Linked DNA regions of Mus musculus: region 2 is linked to region 1. A link is a loop called in an ENCODE intact Hi-C map of the cell type or tissue named here. Cell type or tissue: gastrocnemius. All regions are shown on one strand. Links, peaks and the distances in the headings refer to the core of each region. The heading gives the core; the rest is flanking DNA.

Region 1 (5,633 bases), core at 1,658-4,157:
CCCAAGTCCGGACACCTTTACCTCACGTCACCTCCGTTCATGATGGTCATCACCAGACAGAGGTCCGTCTTGGTCTCGAACGCATAGGCCAGAGACACAATGAACCTGCTGTGTACTTTAGTCAGAATCCTCTTCTCAACAATGGCGCCCTGGAAGCAGAGTTGTGATCTTCAGTCCTCGGGAATACACTGTGGAGAGCAGCCTGCATGCTGGGCACAGCGCGGGACAGGCTTGCAATCTGTCTGAAATCTGCTACGCATTCACTCAGGGACATAGCCTTGGCATTGACTGGGACATCTCTGTCACTGCCCTGTCCACCCTCCCCTCCCCTGCACGACCATAGCCCCACCATCCAGTTCTTGCTTGCATCCAGACAGCTCCCAATGCAGCCTGACCTTCCAGGAGAGCCTGCTTTATGTGAGAACCGCAGGTCATGTCCCCTGGGGATACTAAAGTCTGAAAAGTGTTATATGGGGTTACAGGTCTGTGTGGGTGGCCCAGAACTCCAATTACAGTTCCAGAAAGCTGCAGTTATTTGTGTGTTTGTCATTTTGAGACATGGGCTCACTGTGTAGCCCTGGCTCTCCTAGAACTCTCCATGTGGGCCCAGTGTGAGTTCAGTACTCATACAAGCCCAGCCACCACCTCTACCTCTAAAGGTGTGTGAGACCATACACAAGCTTAAAGGTGCTATTTTTTTTAAGTATGCAGTTTTGTCCCTTTTAATTGAGATACTTTATTTTTAATTTATTTATTTTACGTATGTGAGTACACTTTAGCTGTCTTCAGACACACCCGAAGAGGGCATTGGATCCCATTACAGGTGGTTGTGAGCTACCATGTGGTTGCTGGGAATTGAACTCAGGACCTCTGGGAGAGCAGTCAGTGCTCTAAACCACTGTGCCATTTCTCCAGCCCCTAATTGAGATACTTTAAATAAAAATGAAAAAGCTAAATCATTTTCCAATTTTATGAATAGTTCCAAATTCAAAACAAAATCAGTCACCATGGCCTTTTTTCTAAAAGGCCCTATTTTCTAAAAATATACCTTCAGCAGGGCCGTGGTGGCGCACGCCTTTAATCCCAGCACTCAGGAGGCAGAGGCAGGGGGAACTCTATGAGTTTGAGACCAGCCTGGTCTACAGAGTGGATTACAGGACAGCCAGGTCTACACAGAGACATCCTGTCTTGAAAAACAAGGGGGGGAAAAGAAGAAAAAGAGAAAAGGAAGGAAGGAAGGAAGGAAAGGAGGGAGGGAGGGAGGGAGGGAGGGAGGGAGGGAGGGAGGAAGGAAGGAAGGAAGGAAGGAAGGAAGGAAGGAAGGAAGGAAGGAAGGAAGGAAGGAAGGAAGGAAGAAACTCTATCTTCCACATTCCATGACCTCTTTCTCTCTTCTGTCATACGTTACATCCTAAACATAGTTTTTCCTCCGTCCACTCCTCCCTGTCTCTCCCCGCTCTCCCTTCTCCCATAAAGATCAACATTTAAAGATCAACATTAGACCACCATGAGGTGCATCTCCAAGGCCCCTGGTAAAGACCCCTGGATTTGCCTGACACCTCTCCACTTGCACCTGCTATTTGAACAGGGACCTGCTGGGGGCTAGCATTCATCCCTAAGAGTTTCACAGCATTATCTGTACTGTACAGCCGGGCTGTGGAGGGCTGTGTTCCCTGGACAATAAGCTGCTTTCGCTGATCCTGCCTTAATTAGACACTGACGCCATCAAAGGAGGAATGAAAACATGGCAGCCTGCCTATGTCCTCCACTCATTCTTGTCCCCTAGAAACCTGTGTTCAGGAAAAGTGGTCCTGCACTGCGGCATCACAGATGGCTTCTGCCGCTTGTGAACAGTACCTGATGATGGAAGACTGCCTCACTCTCCTGTATGTAATCACAACAGGAGCCAGAATGTACAGAGAGGTTTCTAGATAACTAGGTACATGCTCCATTGCAGCTCTCCCTCTGAACTGCTCCTGAGCATGGTACAGATGGACTATAGCCCTGCCAGTGGCGGCCTGTGTCGGGGGAGTCCAAATGGCAGCACACATGCGCAGTAGCTAAGGCCCGTGTAGACCTCCGCAGGAAATTCCTCTAGCCTAAGGGCATCCTACTGCTTGCTGGGCTCCCTACCTGGTAGCCCTTCCTCTTCTTCAGCCGTTTCTTGTTGAGCTTCTTGCAGGCATACATCTTGCCAGTCGCCTTCATCTGACAGGCAGACACTTCCCCGAAGCCCCCCTTTCCCAGGACCCTGAAGTCCAAGAACCAGTCTTCACCTATGGGCTGGGCTTCCAACCACTTCCACTGAAGAAACCGCAGGAAATACAAGCTTTCTAGGTACTCCTGGAAGGGCGCCTGGCTCAAGTGCTCCATTGTGGCCTGGAGCAAAGGCTGGAAGAGGCCGTCCTGGCTCCCAGTTGGCCCTTCTTTCACCCTTGTCACCATGCCCTGGTCCAGAAAGTTGCAGAAGAGTGTGCCCTGTGGGTCCAGGTACTCAGCCAGGATGGCTTGTGCCTTCTGTGGCCTCAGGTCATCATCAGCAGTGTCATAGTCCTCAATGTCCTTCCAGAGCTCCAGAGCTGGCACATGTCTCTCGTCTGTCTTCAAGAACTGTTGGAAGAGCCTCTTGCCGATGGGTTGCTCTGAGCACAGGCTCTCAAACTCCAAGCTGAGGTTGTCACGGAGACCCTCACACTTGGACAGTGGGGGCAACCGGAGCTTGGCCAGATATTTCTTGTCTCGGGAAGACGGTGTGCTGCTTCCGTCAAAACTGCCCCGGGCAGCGATGAAGGCAGAGTTGGCCACCACGGTCTCCAAGGACCCGAAATCCATCCTGCTGATGCCCTGTGTCCACTTCAAGTATTAAGACCCATAAGCTGAAGTCATTCTCAAGGCACCAGCAGCCAAAGCAGGCTTGACCCTACGCCCTTGGCCTATGGCCTGTCCCTGCCCTTGTAGGACAAGGGAGATATGCAGCCTTGGCCAGGGTGCTTGGGAACCCACTGAGAGGCCCAGGGAGACCAGGGCTGACAAGTATCTAACTAAATCCCAGCCCTGGGGTCACTGAGGACACCTTAGGGGTGACCAGAAGGTGCCAGAAAAAGACAATCCCCTAAGCTGCTCCAAATCGGATTAGAGTTCAGCTCAGTTGTCTCCCTCTGGTGCTGCCTTCTTGCTCCCTAGGGAAGGGCACACCAAAGGCTCCGGGAAGGCCATAGGGAACAGTTCTATCCTCCCCTGGCCTTGGCAGGTGGACAGGACTTGTCTGTGTCCTGCTGAGACGTGAGTCTGGGGTAGAAGGTAGTCTGTCAGTCCCAGGAGAAACTCCATTTGTATGTGGCTTCCAGGTTGTTTTCTATACGATTTTTTTTAAAGATTTATTTTATTTATGTAAGTACACTGTCACTGTCATCAGACACACCAGAAGAGGACATTGGATCCCATTACAGATGGTTGTGAGCCACCATGTGGTTACTGGGAATTGAACTCAGGACCTCTGGAAGAGCAGTCAGTGCTTTTAACCACTGAGCCATCTCTCCAGCCCAGTCCCCCTGTGCCACCCCCACATACTTTTTAATTTTTATCCTTAAGAAAGTAGCCAGGAAGAAGCCTCCTGATATCAGGAATCTAGAGGGGAAGCCCACAGTGACCAGGGTCCCTGTCTGTAGGCGAAACCGCAGGCACATGTTGAGGAAGCAAGTGTTCTCCTTGCAGACTTGCCAAAGACAGAGGACAAGGATAGGGTACAGGAGACCCACAGGACATCATGTCAAGTTCCCTGTTGAGCCAGAAGATGCATGAGACATGTGCCCAGGGTGCATCTAGGACTCAGGGCAAGGGTGCACCGAAGACAGATATGACACAGCAGGGACTCATCTGGGCATACTGGGGACCCAGCTCAGACCCTGGTCACATCCAGGACACACCTGGGCATGTCACCATCTCCTGGGGACCACGTCTGTCATGTCTGTAGGTACTGCTGACAGTGTGAGGGGGAGCCACAGGAGTGAGCACTTACAGGGAGGAGAAAGGTGTGTGAGAATAAAGGAAACCTGGGAAACCCGAGTCAGGAGGTTAAAGAAATATTCAGCCCACCCCCCTTTCTCTGAAGGGCAGTGGGGCGCTTCAGGTGGGGGCAGGGCCTTCTGTTGTGACTAAGGCCATGAACGGAGAGCCTTCTGGTGAATGACAACCCCCACCCCTGCCACACACACCCACCACCTAGCAAGGGCTTGTGACAGGAAGACTGGCAAGTAAATATTTGAGGTAAACGCGATCTCATTCTCTTGGGGTGACCTGTGCTAGTCCCAGCCCTGCCACCTAAGTAGCTGGTGACCTTGGACAAGACCGTAGCTGACTCCCACACCAATCATGACCAAAGGGGACATGGTGCTTTACCATGGGGTACCTTGCTAGGAGAGCCACCCAGAGCACTGAAATCCATATTCCACCTGCCTCAGAGGGCCTGGGGGAGCTCAGGCCTCCGTCTCTAGCAGGTTCCCAGGTGACTCACATCGAAGCTGCAGAACAGGACCAGGAGAGGGTTGGGGCTGAGGAATCCCAGGCAACCTTCATACCAGGAAGGTCCATGGTAGAAGGGGCTGAGGAGAATTTGCCACCAAAGTAGGATGAGTTCGGTTCCCGGGCCAGACTATTCAGAGGGGGGAGGGTATACTCTCTGAGTATCCTTGTTCAGTTAAACTCTTGAGATAATGGCAGAGCACATACAGTTGTGGGGGTGAGGGAGGAGAGAGGAAGGAGGTAAAGTAGGGAGAGGGGTGCCTCCACAGTAATAGCTCCCCAATTTTCACCACAGCATCTCAGCAGTGGACTCAGCAAGGCACCAGAGCCCTTGAGCTGCCCTTGGTAGACAAAGCCTTTCCCACACCCACTGCCCCCAGGGACCCACAGGCCTGCTCCCTGTGGTTGAACTGTACCACTGGAAGGGGGCTGTGTGAGCGTGGGCCCTTTTGGGAACTACTTTTGGGAGAGCTTTTCCCTCTTGAAGAATCCTCTAGGAATGGAAGGGAGGTGCCCATGGGTCTCTCCTTCTTGTGGCTGAATGTTGTTCCATGTTCTGTGTAGTTGCTCTGTGTCCTAACCAGTCACCCAGGTTTAAATTGTTACACATAATGTGTGTGTGTGTGTGTGTGTGTGTGTGTGTGTGTGTGTGTAAATTCCTTCTTCTCCGGGAAAAATGTCTGGGAGTGTAATTCTGGGTAGCTCTGTGTTTGCGATAAGAAACTGACAAACTGATTTCCAGCTTGTCTATCTTCCTGTCTCACCAGCAGCCCTCAGAGCCTGACACCCACATTCTCACCAGGATTGGCCATTCTACCCTGCTAATGTTTTTCATTAACACATATTAATTGTACAAGACAGTGAGCTTCACTGTGACATTTTCATGCATGTGTAACATTCTCTGAGCACATTCCCTCCCTATTAACTCTCTGGCCTCCTGTCCTCTCCCCAGTGATTTCCCTCCTAGTGCTCCCTCTTCTACTCCCATTCCAGGGAGTGTTTTTGCTCCGATTTTATCTACCTTCTGTATATGTTAGAAAGCCTGCGGCACTTGTCTTTCTGACTGCCTTATTTCACTTAACATGCTGAGCTCTGACTCCACCCATTTTCCT
Region 2 (5,633 bases), core at 1,062-3,561, 340 kb before region 1:
CGAGCAGCTCCGGAGTGCTGCATCACAGTGCCCATGACGGTCCCTGGAGGCCATGAAGCCAGCCTCAGATGCGAGGCCACCAGCCCCAAGACCTGCACACCCCCACCCCCATCCCCACCCCACCCCAAGGAGACACAGGAAGGCCTCATCGGAGCATCTGGGCCCTGGTCTCCTTTCAGTGGATGGGTTCTGACCCTCACCCCTTTGGCTTCAGGCTGCGCGTCCAGATGAGGCTGTGGCCGTCCCTCTCAGCTCCTGTGGGACAGGAACAGTCACATTCCTTAGGCAAGAGCAGGAAAGCAGGCCAGTTCTCCAGAATGCATGGAGGATGGAGCACCTCCCTTGAATTTTTATTTTTAGAATACACTACATAATCTTTTGTTGTTGTTGTGTGAGGTTGTGTTCGTTTGAGACAAGGTCTCGCATAGCCCAGGCTGGCCTTGAACTTCCTACATAGTTGAGTTTAACTTTGAATCCCAGATCCTACTGCCCTCTCTCTCCCAGTGTTTGGCACCATGCTGGCTCATATCTTTATTTTATAGTGCTTGGGCTGACGTGTAGTAACACTATATTATAAAAGCCTCCCTTTAAAGTGGATGCTTTTGTGGTTTAGAGATATTAATAGATGTATAGCTATAACTACAACATAATTTGAGAACATTATAATCACCAACACTTCACAAACCATAATCCTTAACTATTTCCCCCCAAGTCTTCCGTCCTAGTTTCCAGGAACCAGGGTCACCTGTCTGGGCATCACCTACACGTGACCTTCTGCATCTGGCTCTTTCACTGATGCCTCTAAGCTTCATCCATGAGGTAGCAATCTAAGACCTCATGTTTTTATGGTAGAATAATATTCCATTGGCAGATACGCCTCTTTTTTGTCTGCTCATGACCAGTGTGCACACTAGTGTTAAAATGCTATCCAGATATGGGTGTGTGTACCATTTCATGTGTGTTTGTGGCCCCGGTTCTCTCCTCTACTCGGGCGTGCACTTGCTGTCTAATATTTTTAGAGGAATCAGCAATGTTTTCAAAGTAAGCGCATCACCATAGCATCTCCGGGTTTCTCCACACACCTCACACGCATCTCCAAGCATCATCTGCGGTTCCAGTCGGCTCAGTGACTGTCAAGTGTGAAGTGTGAAGAAGTGTGAAGTATCTCACTAGTACTGACTCCCACTTCCCCAGCAATGCTGGATGGGTCTTTTTTATGTGCTCATTGGTCATCTGTGTATCTTCCTTGGGTGTACATGTCGTCAAATGATCAAACAATTTCTGCTATTTAGTTCTATTGTTGAGACTGACCATTGGCTTCAAGGTATCACCTGAACTCCAGATTTTTGGCTCCATATGATAGAAGTATATGGTGATGAAGGACAGAAACTAAAACTTGTTGTTTTTTTCCAGGGTCGGGAACTTTATAGTCTATTGGCAAATGCTGCTCACTTAACCCTCACAGGGGTGCATGTGGGTGCAGGAGATAAGGTCCATCTGTCTTTACTGATTCTGGGGACCATGGGGCTGTCTTGAAGAGCTTAGAGTGTGTCTACTGCTCCACCATTCAGGAGGAGTTCGTTTATTTGGCTTTATCATTTTGATAATTTCTGGGTTTTGTTTGTTTTCTGGTGTCCGTGTGGAGATGGTAGAGGCTATGCACTTCCACTCACCTATGCCAGGAAGCACCAGGATGGCCAGTGTGTTAGTGGATGCTTTTATAGATAGCCTCCTGGTAGCAGAGCATTTTCTTTTATTGGAGGTAGGGAGCAAGCAGCAATGTGGGAAAAGCTGCCGAGGTGTCTAGGAGAGGGCTGTCTTCTCTGGCATGCCGGTGAGATGGTCAGGGCCAGCAAAAGTTCTAGATGAAGCTAGCCAGCCATCAGGGTGCATTCCAGGTTTCTAGTCCTATAAAGTGGAGTCCTATCCCTTCTCACACCTGCCATTTTCTGATAACAGAATTTTAGGTGTGTGTGTAAAATTTTACTTCTATGAAAGGTTGAGGCACCTATAAGACATCGTGGCACACAATTTTCATCCCAGGACTTGAGAAACGGAGGCAGGCAGATCTCTGGGAGTCCAAAGCTAGCCTCTTTACAGGGTAAGACCCTGTCTCAAAAACTAAACAACAAAAGGCCAAGTCACCTAAGAAGAAGGCCTTCCTTATCTGGTGCAGCCTGTGTCCCTCACTCTCTCCCGTGGACACACAGAGCTAAGGTTCTGGAAATGCCTAAGATGGCCTGAAAGGCTCTTAGCAGGAAGCTGCCTCCCCACCACAGCACAGCTGTTTCCTGTCTTTCACGAAAAGGAAAAAACTCCAGAGCCTCTGACAAATCACCCGTAGGCCCAGAGGTGAACACTGGAGGAGGTGGGGTTGCCCTGAAGAAGTTCCCCTACCCCCACCCACCCCTTGTAGGGCGTACTTGTCCAAGAGCCAAGCTGGCAACATCCCACATGGAGTGTGGGCTGTGGGTGGTAGCTGCAGGGCACGGTTTCCAAGCAGAATAGCCGTCCCTTATGTCTCTGTCTTAGCCTCTCCCTCTCTCAGCAGCTTCACCATTTCCTTTATGTAAAGGAGAGAGAGCAAGATATCCCAATGAGAAAATGAGAGGCTGAGTGGGGAGTTTCTTCCAAGTATTTTCTAGACATTTTCACTGGAAGAAAAAAAAGACAGCCTCGAAAAAATCAACCGTGTGGAAAGGACGGGAGGATAACGAGACAAACAGCCAGCAGAATCAGGAGAGAAAACACAGTACTCAGTAAAAACTCTGGACTCGGTGAAAAGAAAAAGTCATCTTTGCCCTTAAAGGCATCCTTGAATAAAACCAAAGCAGAAACGTTAACAATAAGACATAAACAAATGTTTGGCAAAGGTAGCAATACTTTTTAAAAAAAATTTTTTTAAACTTCCAATATACTTGGGGGAAAAAATAAAAAAATTAGTTTTGAATCCAGGCAGGGTATGCATGCTGGTAATTGTAGCAATTGGGAGGCGGAGATAGATAGAAGGATTTGGGTTCAAGACCAGCCTGACCTACATAGTGAAATCCTGTCTTTAAAAACATCCTTTGATAACTCATTTACACAATGTCAATGACTTATTTTCTACAGCAGCAAATGCTAATGCTCTGTAATTAACCAAGGTTTGAAACAAAACGTTCAGGCTCTCAATGAAGTTAAAAGTGGATTAAATTTCCCTAGTGCTTTGCTAATTAGTAATTGCTTTCTCTTATACATCTCTGCAAATGTGCTTGTCCCAATGGCGCAGGAACTTAGAAGAAATGTTCAAGCAAGTAACAGGAGGGTCATGTGCTCGGAAGTCGTATAAGAGCTAAGTTTAGTGCTTATGGGGACAGTGGGGACTAAGAGGCCAGGTGTCACTGGGAGGAGGTCTGAGGAAGGGAATCTTTGGGCTGGGTCTTGATCAGGGCAGGAACTGTGTCCTAGCATACTTAATTTGGTATCTGTATTTTCCCCTAGAAGAGACTTGGTTGGTTCTAAAAACAGCATCCTGCATAAGGACAGTGAGTGACAATTTAAAACCCCTAATAATTGATTCATTGAGACATCTGTAAGGATGATGACAACAGAACTGAATTGCTCTTAACTTTCAATTAGGAATTTGCCAGTGATTTGGGTTAGGTGGAGAGGAAGGGTTTAGAGTATTAAGTTTTCTGGCAAATTCTTCCTGGCTATTTATGTAATTTTGGTCCTGGATTCTGAGTGGAACAGCTACTTCAGGTCATCACACAGTTTCATACTGAGGTTTGATGGATACAATCTGATCGAGTCACCAATTTCACCAGACTCTCCCCTGAACCTATAATCAATCAGCCGAACTCATTTTTATCTCTGTATAAATAAATTTGGGAAGGGAGAAGGGAGAATCCCCCAGGCTTCACTATGGCTTCCATGATTTGAAACATTTACCCACTGAGTAATGTACCTAAGGCAGTGGACAGCCAAGAATCCGGGAGCACACACCAAGTGACTCTGATGGAGTCAGGAACTTTAGATAGCTGTACATTCACAAGAAAGTGTAGTAGGAACAGCAGCAGTGAGGTTACCTCTATGGGCGGGCTTACCAAGGGGGTGGGGGTGGGGGGCGCAGCCACAAAAGCATCTCCTGCAGGAGAACCTAACTGAGGACTGCCTGAGAGACCAAGGATTCCTGGCACAGAGAATGCCAGCCAATCAGGAACTGCTGTTTAGAAGAGATGCTTTCTCACCAATGGGACATAGGTGGAGGGTACTAAAGGAGCTTGCAGCAGTGCTCAGATGAGCTTGCTGCAGTGTTTCTCACTTGCTCCTGGGGTCTGTGTCATTGACTCTGTGCCAACTCATCCCCAACCCCCGAGGGCAGGCAGGGTCAGGTGGTGAGTTGTCCAGGGCACAGGCGTCAGGAAAGTACTGCAGGTACCTTTTCTCCAGGTGTGTCTGCGCTTGCAGGGATGGCTGGCCACGGCAGCCCTGTCCTCCCGCCGTCTCTGTGCTCTGTACCGGGGCTCTGAGCTTCTGAGTCTCTCTGGGAAGACTTGATTTTGTTTCTGCACCTTCATAAATGCCTGTTCTCTGCTCTTCCTGTTTAGACTCCAGAAAGGAATACACACATTCTTTCGTAGACCAAGATTATGGGACAGAGAGCTTACTCTGCATTCCCAAAGGGAGCCCATGTGTCCTCAGGCCTGGCAGGCTCTAGCTAATATCTGGGCTCTTGTTTGCTTCCCATCGAGAGACATTCAACAAACGTTCCTCCCCATCCCTGTCTACCAGGGAGTGGGCCCGGAGCTCATGAGGTGAAGATGCCAGGCTCCTAAGGGAGAGTTGAGATGACATCCAGGAGGCAATGCTGAACAGAACCTCAGAAGGAGAGGAGGGCTGACAGTGAGAAGAGGAGGAAGGCCCAGCGCCCATGGGGAGAAGCATGGCAGCCAGAGGCCTGAAGAGCCTAAGGTGTCTTGAGAGTGCTAAATGCTCGACCACAGTCCCAGGCATATTTTAGAAAGACCACTGTGGGAAGAGGCAGCCTCAGTTCCAACAGGGCTTCCAAGGTGGGTCTTGTGTGGCGCAGCCTGGGGTGAGTGCAGTTCAAATACGGCAGTTCCCTCTCTTGATGCAATAGATATCCTACACGTTCCCTCGTGTGAATGTGTCCTTGTGGCAATGTACAGAGCCCTTAAATGGCATTCGTTTTGTCTCTATTTAACATCTGTCATAGATTTTACTGGTGTCATATTCAAGGAGACCCACCTTTTCCTTCAGGGGGGCCCTCTCTGGGTGACTTGTTTGCTTTCTCTATTTTCTACTGAGTTGTTAGTCTCTGCAGACATGAGTATAAATTGTTGTTGTTTTAAAACATAAACAGTCATTGTAACCTTATTAGTAGTGACCAAAAACAAACCAGAATGCTCACTGATAGGTGAAATGAATAGTTTGACATCTAGGAGAGGGTGTCACTCAGCAGCCCAAGGCTGACACAATGCTGTCCTTAACAATGCCAATCTAGACAGGTGTGGTTGTGCACACTTTTAATCCTAGCACTCGGGAGACAGAAGCAGGGAGATCTCTGTGAGTTCAAGGTTAGCCTGGTCTACATAATAAGTTCCAGGAAAGCCAGGGCTATGTAGAAACCC

The links. Peaks named below come from ENCODE experiments on the same cell type or tissue, not always from the same donor. Only the 100,000 strongest peaks of a DNase experiment are listed, where the experiment ranks them.
Region 2: it touches region 1 in a loop (2.2-fold over the local background); 5 of 42 quality-filtered maps call a loop at or near these places.

What each region holds. Positions count from the first base shown.
Region 1 is chr8:13,402,317-13,407,949 of GRCm38, reverse strand. It overlaps Grk1 (G protein-coupled receptor kinase 1), which reads right to left and starts at 2,869. Exons shown (of 7, transcript NM_011881.3): 1 at 2,134-2,869; 2 at 22-149. The coding sequence starts at 2,832. In gastrocnemius, for the core only: no CTCF peak of the experiment used is centred there; no DNase peak of the experiment used is centred there.
Region 2 is chr8:13,737,276-13,742,908 of GRCm38, reverse strand. It overlaps Cfap97d2 (CFAP97 domain containing 2), which reads right to left. Exons shown (of 4, transcript NM_001101519.1): 4 at 1-255. The coding sequence ends at 249. All of the region lies in intron 1 of Gm46032 (a long non-coding RNA gene), which reads left to right. Among named protein-coding and RNA genes, the nearest start is that of Cdc16, 18 kb to the left of the region's middle. In gastrocnemius, for the core only: no CTCF peak of the experiment used is centred there; a DNase peak (open chromatin) is centred at 2,377; H3K27ac peaks cover 1,157 bases.